2 separate regions of the Homo sapiens genome follow, and region 2 is linked to region 1. The links are chromatin loops, found by intact Hi-C in ENCODE. Cell type or tissue: heart right ventricle. All regions are shown on one strand.

What was found. A loop is a pair of places that touch in the nucleus more often than their neighbours do. Peaks named below come from ENCODE experiments on the same cell type or tissue, not always from the same donor. Only the 100,000 strongest peaks of a DNase experiment are listed, where the experiment ranks them.
Region 2: it touches region 1 in a loop (21-fold over the local background); 5 of 110 quality-filtered maps call a loop at or near these places.

Annotation. Positions count from the first base shown.
Region 1 is chr17:67,856,562-67,861,561 of GRCh38, forward strand. All of the region lies in intron 2 of BPTF (bromodomain PHD finger transcription factor), which reads left to right. Among named protein-coding and RNA genes, the nearest start is that of BPTF, 34 kb to the left of the region's middle. In heart right ventricle, no CTCF peak of the experiment used is centred here; a DNase peak (open chromatin) is centred at 2,074.
Region 2 is chr17:68,209,730-68,214,729 of GRCh38, forward strand. It overlaps a transcript of AMZ2 not described here. Among named protein-coding and RNA genes, the nearest start is that of AMZ2, 36 kb to the right of the region's middle. In heart right ventricle, no CTCF peak of the experiment used is centred here; no DNase peak of the experiment used is centred here.

The DNA of each region.
Region 1 (5,000 bases):
TTATCAATTTTGACTTAACCATTGGATGATTTTCATTGTCTTTTTTATTGGGGGAAATCCCTCTTGTCAGTATCTTGAGGTCTGTCCTCGAGAGTAAGCTCTAGAGGAGCAATGGCATGGAAGGGCCTTTTCCTGTGTCCTGCTTGAAGCATGAAGGTCTTGCTGGTGGTATTCTGGTGGCTGAGTGGTGGAAGAAAGCTTCATTTATTGTGCACACAGCATTTACTACTTGTATTGTCACTTAAATCCTCAGTTTTTTGTACAGTACCTTTGTTCACAACTGAGCGTGGTTTCTGCCAGTCCAGGGAACCTCAGTTTACCTCCTCTAGAGACTAGACCTTTGGCAGCTTGAAGGGGAGAATGGTGGTTTAGGAATCTGCTCCAGCCAGTTCCCTATTCTAGAGACACCCCTCCTTGTTATCATTGCGTTTTGAGGATTGTGTTCTCAACTTCACCTTCCTTTTTAGTTTGAGATCAGGCTTTCTTGGGTCTGCTGAATCAGTAATCACTTGTTCATCTACTTTAAAATCTTTTTTTGTTGTTACCATGTCTCCCCTACTTTATCCTTATGAGTTCGTCTTTAACAATTTTTTTTTTTTTTTTTTTTTTTTTGAGACAGAGTCTTGCTCTGTCGCCCAGGCTGGAGTGCGAGTGCAATGGCGTGATCTCGGCTTACTGCAAGCTCCGCCTCCCGGGTTCACACCATTCTCCTGCCTCAACCTCCGAGTAGCTGGGACTACAGGTGCCCGCCACCGTGCCCGGTTAATTTTTTGTATTTTTAGTAGAGACGGGGTTTCACCGTGTTAGCCAGGATGGTCTTGATCTCCTGACCTTGTGATCTGTCTGCCTCGGCCTCCCAAAGTGCTGGGATTACAGGTGTGAGCCACCGTGCCTGGACAGCAGATTTTTTTTTTTTTTTTGAAGACAAGATCTCCCTTTGTCACCCAGGCTCTGGAGTGCAGTGACACTATGTCGGCTAACTGCAGCCTCGACCTCCTGGGCTCAAGCAGTCCTCCTGCTTCAGCCCACCAAGTAGCTGGGACTACAGGTGTGTGCTACCATGCCCGGCTAATTTTTGCATTTTTTGTAGAGACAGGGTTTCACCATGTTACTCAGGCTGATCTCGAACTTGTGAGCTCGAGCCATCTGCCCTTCTCGGCCTCTCAAAGTGCTGGGATTATAGGCGTGAGCCACTGCGTCTAGACTAACAATATTTCTTTCTTTTTTTTTTTTTTTTTTTTTTGAGACAGCGTCTCACTCTGTTGCCCCGGCTAGAGTACAGTGGCGCGATCCTTGGCTCACTGCAACCTCCATCTCCCAGGTTCAAGCGATTCTCCTGCCTCAGCCTCCCAAGTAGCTGGGACTACAGGCATGCGCCACCACACCCAGCTAATTTTTGTATTTATAGTAGAGATGGGGTTTCACCATATTGGCCAGGCTGGTCTCGAACTCCTGACCTTGTGATCCGCCCACCTCAGCCTCCCAAAGTGCTGGGATTACAGGCGTGAGCCACCGTGCCCGGCTAACAATATTTCTTTAGCATGGTTTTAAGAAGGTTTCAGGAGGGAACAAAATGAAATCTGTCACCTTAACCCAGAAACTGCTGTGAGAAACAATACTTAAGGTTTTAAATGTATATTCTGTGTCTTTTGGTTTGGATCAGATATTTTAAGAAATATGTGTAAAATATGTGTAACTTTTTTCTTTTCTTGCTCCCTTACCTCCCAAACATCTGGTCATGGTATTCATTGTGCCATTTTTTGTTTTTGTCTTTGTTTTGACATTTTGCTGTTGAGGTGGTAACACGGAAACCTTTGTCAGCAAGGTCATTCCAAATGGTGAAATAACTGTAACCACATTTTTAAAGTTTAAAGTTTACTGCTCTCAGGAAGCTGAGGCACAGGAATCGCTTGAACCTAGGAGGCGGAGGTTGCAATGAGCCGAGATGGCGCCACTGTACTCCAGCCTGGGTGATGGAGTGAGACTCTGTCTCCAAAAAAAAAAAAAAAAAAAAAAAGTTTACTGCTGTGTTGTCATTGTAAGTGGAAATTCAGTGATGCTGCCTGTCAGGGAGCCCGGTGCTTGTACTCTGTATAGACATTCAGCAGTTAGCAGGTCACGTTCACGCAGTCTCAAGTGCCCTCCTGAAAGGAGCTCATAGTCATCAGGATGGCTGGGAACAAATTAGGAAGTAAGTGAAATTTAGTCCATGCTCCAATTCTCCCATTCCTGTGCCTTCCTTTCTGTGCTGCTTGTCCTTACCCTTTGGATATTCACTCTCACTGCCTCTTTCTTTCCCTGTGCTGCCCTTTTTGGCCAGATACAGACCAAAGGTGTCTTGTCCACATACAGAAAAACCTTGACATCTTTAAGGCTCATTACACAGTAATCAGTGGTATAGGTCTTAGTTTCAGAGACCTGTAAAATGAAGTAGTTGTGATAAGTTAGTAACAGCCAAGAGCAACATTTATTGAGCACTTCATGTGTGCCTCACAGTGTCCTAAGCATTTTATGTATTTTAAAATTAATCCTCCCAACAGCCCAATAATGTAGGTACTATATTTTTTAATTATTATTTTATTTTTAATTAATTAATTACTTTTGGAGACAGGGTCTCACTGTCGCCCAGGCTAGAGTGCAGTGGCATGATCATGGCTCACTGCAGCGTCAGTCTCCTAGGCTCAGGCCATCCTCTCACCTCAGCCCCCCTAGGAGCTGGGACTACAGGCATGTGCCACCGTGCCCAGCTAATTTTTTTATTTTTTATTTTGAAGAGGTCTCACTGTGTTGGCCAGGCTGGTCTCAAACTCCTGGGTTCAGGCAATCCTTTCACTTCAGCCTCCCAAAATCATAGGGTTACAGGCCTGAGCCACCATGCCCTGCCTTGCAGGCACTATTTTTGTCTGCATCTTATAGATAAAGAGACTAAATCTCAAAGAGGTTAAATAATTTGCCCTTGATTTGCCCAAGACCCTGTGGCTCTTAGGAGGTAGAACCTGGAATTTTTTTTAGAATGTGTTTTATAAGAATATTTTCAATACCTTATTTTATACTGTAGTCTAGTTTTCAAACCTTCTTGAGAAATCTGCAACTTGCATCGTTTTAGCTGTTAAAACCAATGCTTATAACTTGGGGAGAAAGATACTATAATGGTTTCTGTTATATCTGCAGTGAGTATTTATGAAATCTTTAAAGATTTGAAATAAAGGCGTTTTTAGAAAATCTAAACTAAGTGGCAATTTCAGAAAAGTTCTGTTTCCTAATATATCAGTATCAGTCTACGAAACAGCATTCAGGGAAGCAAAATATATACTATTCGATAATTACATAAATGCAGACCTTTGAAATCACGTGACTCAGATGACTTTTTAAGTACCTGTGGGTGATTTTTTGATACATTGTCGAGGAAATCAAATATTTTATTTTTCTTAGTGGAACAGTAAAATACTTATGTTTGTCAATAAAACTGTTCATTTAAGTTTATTTGCTTTAAAAGCTATGGTCGTCATTCAAATTGCCTTTTTTGATGCATAATAAACTGCACAGATTTTAAAGATGATTTCAGGCAAATAGGATTATCTTTTTCCATGCTGTGATATTTTGAGTATTTTTCTATGTAAAATCAAGTAGGAAACTTTAAACATAGTGATATGTGTCAACAATTTTGACAAATCTGAAAGATTTTACATCTTTTATGAAAATGAGATTAAAATAATTTCAGTTTAACTGTACTTTTGTGGTAGATTATATGTGGACTCCTCATGATAGTTTTAAAGCCATGTAGAATTTTCACGCAGTTTATAGTATGCAGAGGTTTTAATTGTAATGTTACCAATTTATAGAAATTAAGTTTTCTGTTATTGCTTTTATTTAATAAGTGCTTAAAAATATGTTATTTGTATAGATTAGTGAAGCTTATAATAAAAAAAGCTTCTTATACATGAATTTATAGTCCATCTGAGAAGCCAAGACATATTCAGCATATAACTCAGAGGCCAGTTTTCATTCATTATGTAAGTGGGCCAATCTTTCTTAACTATTGCTTTTATCCTGTCAATCCTTTGCTCTGAAATTAGGACCTACTAAAATAGAAATTACCAGATTAGATTAGCATGTTTTTCTGTCACTCTCCATTCTAAATATAATTACGTGAACACAGCATTATATTTCATTTTTTTGCAGAGACAGAGTCTCACTATGTTGCCAGGCTGGTCTCGAACTCCTGGGCTCAAGTGATCCTCCAGCCTTGGCCTCCCAAAGCGCTAGGATTACAACAGGCGTGGACCACCACACGCCTTTAAACAGCATTTTAAAAATCTGTATTCATTTTCCGAATCAACTAAACTATGCTTTTAAATCTATACAGCTTTCTACTCCCCATTCTAGGTACAAACCACATATTAACTTACTGACTTCCCGTGCCTGAATTCCTTCTGTCCACGTTCAGTTCTGTATGTCCAGCAGACTCCTGGACCTGTCCGCAAGGCAGGCACCTCAAACGTGTTTAAAACCAAACTCATCGTTTCCCCCCATTACCTACTCTTCATCCAGCGTTCTCATCTTAGTAAATGGAATTACTGTCCCACCAGCTGCTCAAGCTAGAAATATGAGAATAAACTTTTTCCTTTATTGTTTGCTATGCCTTTAAAATAAATATTGAATCAGTTTCTCTCCATTCCCACTGTCCCTCCGTGATACAAGCCAGTGTCATCTTCATTAGACTAGTCAGTCACCCCTAAAGTAGTGTAACCCCCTACCCCAACCTTCCAAGATTTTTTCTTTTTTTTTTTTTTTTGAGATGGAGTCTCACTCAGGCTGGACTGCAGTGGCCCAGTCTCAGCTCACTGCAACCCCCTGCCTCTTGGATTCAAGCGACTCCCGAGTGGGTGGGATTACGGGCGGCCGCCACCACACCTGGCTAATTTTGTATTTTTAGTAGAGACAGGGTTTCACCATGTTGGCCAGGCTGATATTGAACTCCTGACCTCAGGTGATCAGCC
Region 2 (5,000 bases), 350 kb after region 1:
CCTGTTTCAGCCTCCTGAGAAGCTGGGATTACAGGTGCCTGCCACCATACCCGGCTAAGTTTTGTATGTTTAGTAGAGATGAGGTTTCACCATGTTGGCCAGGCTGGTCTTGAACTCATAAACTCAGGTGATCCACCCCCTTTGGCCCCCCAAAATGCTGGGATTACAGGCTTGAGCCACCACCCCAGCCCCAGTATATTCTTTTGATTTTAAAAATTAAAATATTATAAAATTAAAACCCAAACCACAATGAGATACCACTTCACATTCACTAGCAGGGCTGTAATGTTTAAAAAAAATAAAAATAAAAAGTGTTGGGGAGGATTTGGGGAAATTGGAACCATTATGTATTGTTAGAGAGAATGTAAAACCATGTAACACTGGAAAATGCTTTGGCAGTTACTCAAAAAGTTAAACTTAGAGCTACTATATGACCCGGTAATTCTATTCATACATATATAGTCAAAAAAGAATTGCAAACAAATGGTCATGCAAAAACGTATACACATATGTATACAGCAGCATTATTCTCAATGACCAAAAGGTGGAAACAGCCTACATGTGCATTAACTGATGAATGGATAACCCAAATGTGATTGATCCATATAACAGATACATTATTCAGCCTTGGAAGGAAATTCCGACATGTTACAACATGGAGAACCCTTGAGGGCATTATGCTAAGCGAAATAAGCCAGTCACCAAAGGACAAATACTGTGTGATTCCACTCATGAGGTACTTAGAGTGTTCAAATTGGTAAAGACAGAAAGTAGAAGGGTGATTACTGTAGGCTGGGAGAAGGAGAGAATGGGGAGTTAGTGCTTAATAGGTACGAGTTTCCATTTGGGAAGATGAAAAAGTTCTGGAGATTGGTTGTACAACAATGTGAATATACTTAACTCTACTGAATTGTACACTTAAAAATGGTTAGAGACAACCAGGTGTGGTAGCTCATGCCTGTAATTCCAGCACTTTGGGGGGCCACGGTGGGAGGATCACTTGAGTCCAGGAGTTCAAGATCAGCCTGGGCAACATAGAGAAATCCTGTCTCTACAAACAATGCAAAAATTAGCCAGGTGTGGTGGTGTGTGCCTGTGGTCCTAGTTACTTGTGAGACTGAGGTAGGAGGATCACCTGAGCCCAAGGAGGTTGAGGCTGCACTGAGCTGTGTTTACACCATTGCACTCCAGCCTGAAAGACAGAGTGAGACCCTGTCTCAAAAAAAAAGGGGGGGGGGGAGGTGGTTAGAGTGTAAATTTTATGTTATGCATACTTTACCACAATTTTCAAAAATTATTTGAAAGAAGCCACACACAAAAATCTTGTTTAGTGAAATCACGTATTGTATGATTTCGTTTATATGGAATGTCCCAAATGGGCAAATTCACAGGAAGTAAGTAAATACTTGCCAGGAAATGGGAGGGGAAATGGTTGAGTAGGGCCAGTGATTCTGGGGCTTCTTTCTGGGGTGATGAAAATGTTCTGGAATTGGCCGGGCACGGTGGCTCACGCCTGTAATCCCAGCGCTTTGGGAGGCCGATGCGGTAGGATCATGAGGTCAGGAGATCGAGACCATCCTGGCTAACACAGTGAAACCCCGTTTCTACTAAAAATGCAAAAAAATTAGCTGGGCGTGGTGGCGGGCATCTGTAGTCCCAGCAACTCGGGAGGCTGAGGCAGGAGAATGGTGTGAACCTGGGAGGTGGAGATTGCAGTGAGCCAAGATTACACCACTGCACTCCAGCCTGGGCAACAAAGCAAGATTCCGTCTTAAAAAAAAAAAAAAGAAAAAATGTTTTGGAATTAAATAGTGGTGATGGTTTTACAACCTTGTGAATACTATACTAAAACCCACTAAATTGTGCACTTATTTAAAAGGGTGAATTTATGGTGTATAAATTAATTATATCTCAATAAAAATAAAAAGTGGTATGAAGAATTGGGAAAACATATGTATATGTATATATATGTATATATGTATATGTATATATATGTATATGTATATATGTGTATATGTATATATGTATATGTATATATGTGTATATGTATATATGTATATGTATATATGTGTATATGTATATATGTATGTGTATGTATATGTATATATGTACATGTATATATATGTATATGTATATATGTGTGTGTATGTATATATATATGCCTTGAGTCTTTTTTAATCAGTTCCCTTTGTCCTTTTAAGTTATACCCAACTGATACTATATTATCATAAGGTTTCCAGTCCAGATCTATCTGTATATCTTTATCTCTATCTATATATATCTGTATTTATATATCTCCAGAAAAATATGCAAAATGGCTTGCTGATTTTCTTTTGATTTTAAAACTTAACATGTTTTTGGCCAGGTGTGGTGACCCACACCTGTAATCCCAGCACTTTGGGAGGCCAAGGTGGGTGGATCACTTTAACCCAGTAATTCAAGACCAGCCTGGGCAACATATCGACACCCCCTTTTCTACAAAAAATACAAAAATTAGCTAGGCATGGTGGCACGTGCCTGTAGTTCCAGCTACTTGAGAAGCTGAGGCAAGAGGATTGCTTGAGCCCAGGAGGCAGAGGTTGCAGTGAGCCAAGAATATACCACTGCACTCCAGCCTGGGTGACAGAACCAAATCTTGTTTCAAAGAAGAAAAAAAAATCTACCCTTGAAGTGGCTTATGCCTGTGATCCCAACACTTTGGGAGGCTAAGGCAGGAGGATGCCTTGAGCCCAGGAGTTTGAGGCTGCAGTGAGCTATGATTATGCCATTGCACTCCAGCTTGGGAGACAGAAAGAGACCTTGTCACAAAAATAAATAATTTAATTAAATAATTTTTTTTCTTTTCTTTCTTTTTTCAGGGTCTCTTTCACCCTGTCATCCAGGTTGGGGTGCAACGGCTCAATCTCAGCTAACTGCCACCTCCACCTCCTAGGTTCAAGCGATACTCCCACCTCAGCCTACCAAGTAGCTAGGATTATACAGGTGCACACCACCACACCTGGCTAATGTCTTTTGTTTGTGTATTTTTTGTAGAGATGGGGGTTTTGTCATGTTGCCTAAACTCCTGGGTTCAAGCAATCCACCGACCTCAGCCTCCCAAAGTGCTGGGATTACAGGAGTGAGCCATCGCACCTGGCCAATTTTTTCCTTTTACTGTGTCTGTGGTTCCACAACTTCCTTTTTTCCTGTTCTCTATGGACTTTCTACCTCATTTGGACTCTGCTTAGATTGGCCTAGTTCTCTTTAATCAAATCTTCAGGAACCAATTCATTACCATTAAAAATGATCTAACAAGCTTTATTTTTTATCATTGTTAAAAATCCTCGTTTTGAGTAACACAACCACAAAGTAAAGAATGTTATCATTGATTTAACCAGTAAAAGACAATACTTAACAATAAAATTTTAAAAACATACGCCAGCCGGCTTACCTGGTGAAAAAAATGATTGCGGCTGCAAGCTGCATTTGCCAGACAATGGTTTTAGATTTGCTGTGCACGCTGAACGCCATGAAAAATGGACTGCCTGGCCTCTTCATAAGGAAATCAATTACTTGCCTCTTTCTGAGTGAAAAGAATGAAAGGATTTAAAAAATCATAATAACCAAAATGGGGAGAATAAAACAAACTGGGCAGAGGGATGGGCTACTTTGCGTCTTCAGCTTCTGAAGTCTTCAAAGCCCTCTTCCAGTTCTTAGAATTAGGTCACATGAAAAAATCTGGTAGGATGAAATGAGTGTCAGAGCAGGGAATGGAAAGGAGAGTAGAAACTTTATCAATGTGCTGTCGAGAGGTCTGAATCCACACTGATTCTTGATTCTTTGTGGCTGGAAGCTTACGGAATCTTCGCTGTCTATGGTGTTCTGCAGTTTTACAGTGATACGCCCTTGTGTGGGCCACTTTCATCCACGAGGTATTTTTGGTGGGCGTTTTCAATCTGGCAATTGTGTTTGATTCTGAGAACTTCTCCTGACAACTTCCTCTTTTCCCTCTTGTATTTATCTTGAGCTATGATTTTATTGAACGTTGGACTTCCTATTTTGGTCTTCTGACATTCTTATCATTTCTCTCCAGTTTTCCTCTTTGTCTCTTTTTCTTTTTGGGGTATTTGTATGTGTTCAGGTTTTTAAGATTTCCTTATCTTGGTCGTCCAACCCTACTATCCAGTTTTTCCTTTCTGCTACCATATTTTTATTATCTAAGAGCTCTTTTGTTTTTAGAATCTTCCTTTAAAAAAATTAGTAAAATCCTGTTTCTGTGTCCTGGATATAGTATTTTCTCTTACTTTTCTGAGGCTATTAATGACAGGTTTTTTTTTTTCTCCTCTGTGCATGGTCTGTTTCTTCTAAGTTGCTGCTTCCTATTCTTTTTTTTTTTTATTTCTTCCTCAGATGTTTATTAATTCTTAATTTTCTGCTTCTCATTAACATCGTGGTACTCTGTAGCCAGTTGGAAGCTCTGAGCAAGTGGGTGGGCCTTATCAATTTTGACTTAACCATTGGATGATTTTCATTGTCTCTTTTATTGGGGGAAATCCCTCTTGTCAGTATCTTGAGGTCTGTCCTCGAGAGTAAGCTCTAGAGGAGCGATGGCATGGAAAGGCCTTTTCCTGTGTCCTGCTTGAAGCATGGAGGTCTTGCTGGTGGTATTCTGGTGGCTGAGTGGTGGAAGAAAGCTTCATTTATTGTGCACACAGCATTTACTATGTATATCGTCACTTAAATCCTCAGTTTTCTGTACAGTACCTTTCTTCACAACTGAGCGTGGTTTCTCCCAGTCCAGGGAACCTCAGTTTACCTCCTCTAGAGACTAGACCTTTGGCAGCTTGAAGGGGAGAGAGATGGTTTAGGAATCTGCTCCAGCCAGTTCCCTATTCTAGAGACACCCCTCCTTGTTATCATTGCGTTTTGAGGATTGTGTTCTCAACTTCACCTTCCTTTTTAGTTGGAGATCAGACTTTCTTGAGTCTGCTGAGGCAGTAATCACTTGTTCATCTACTTTC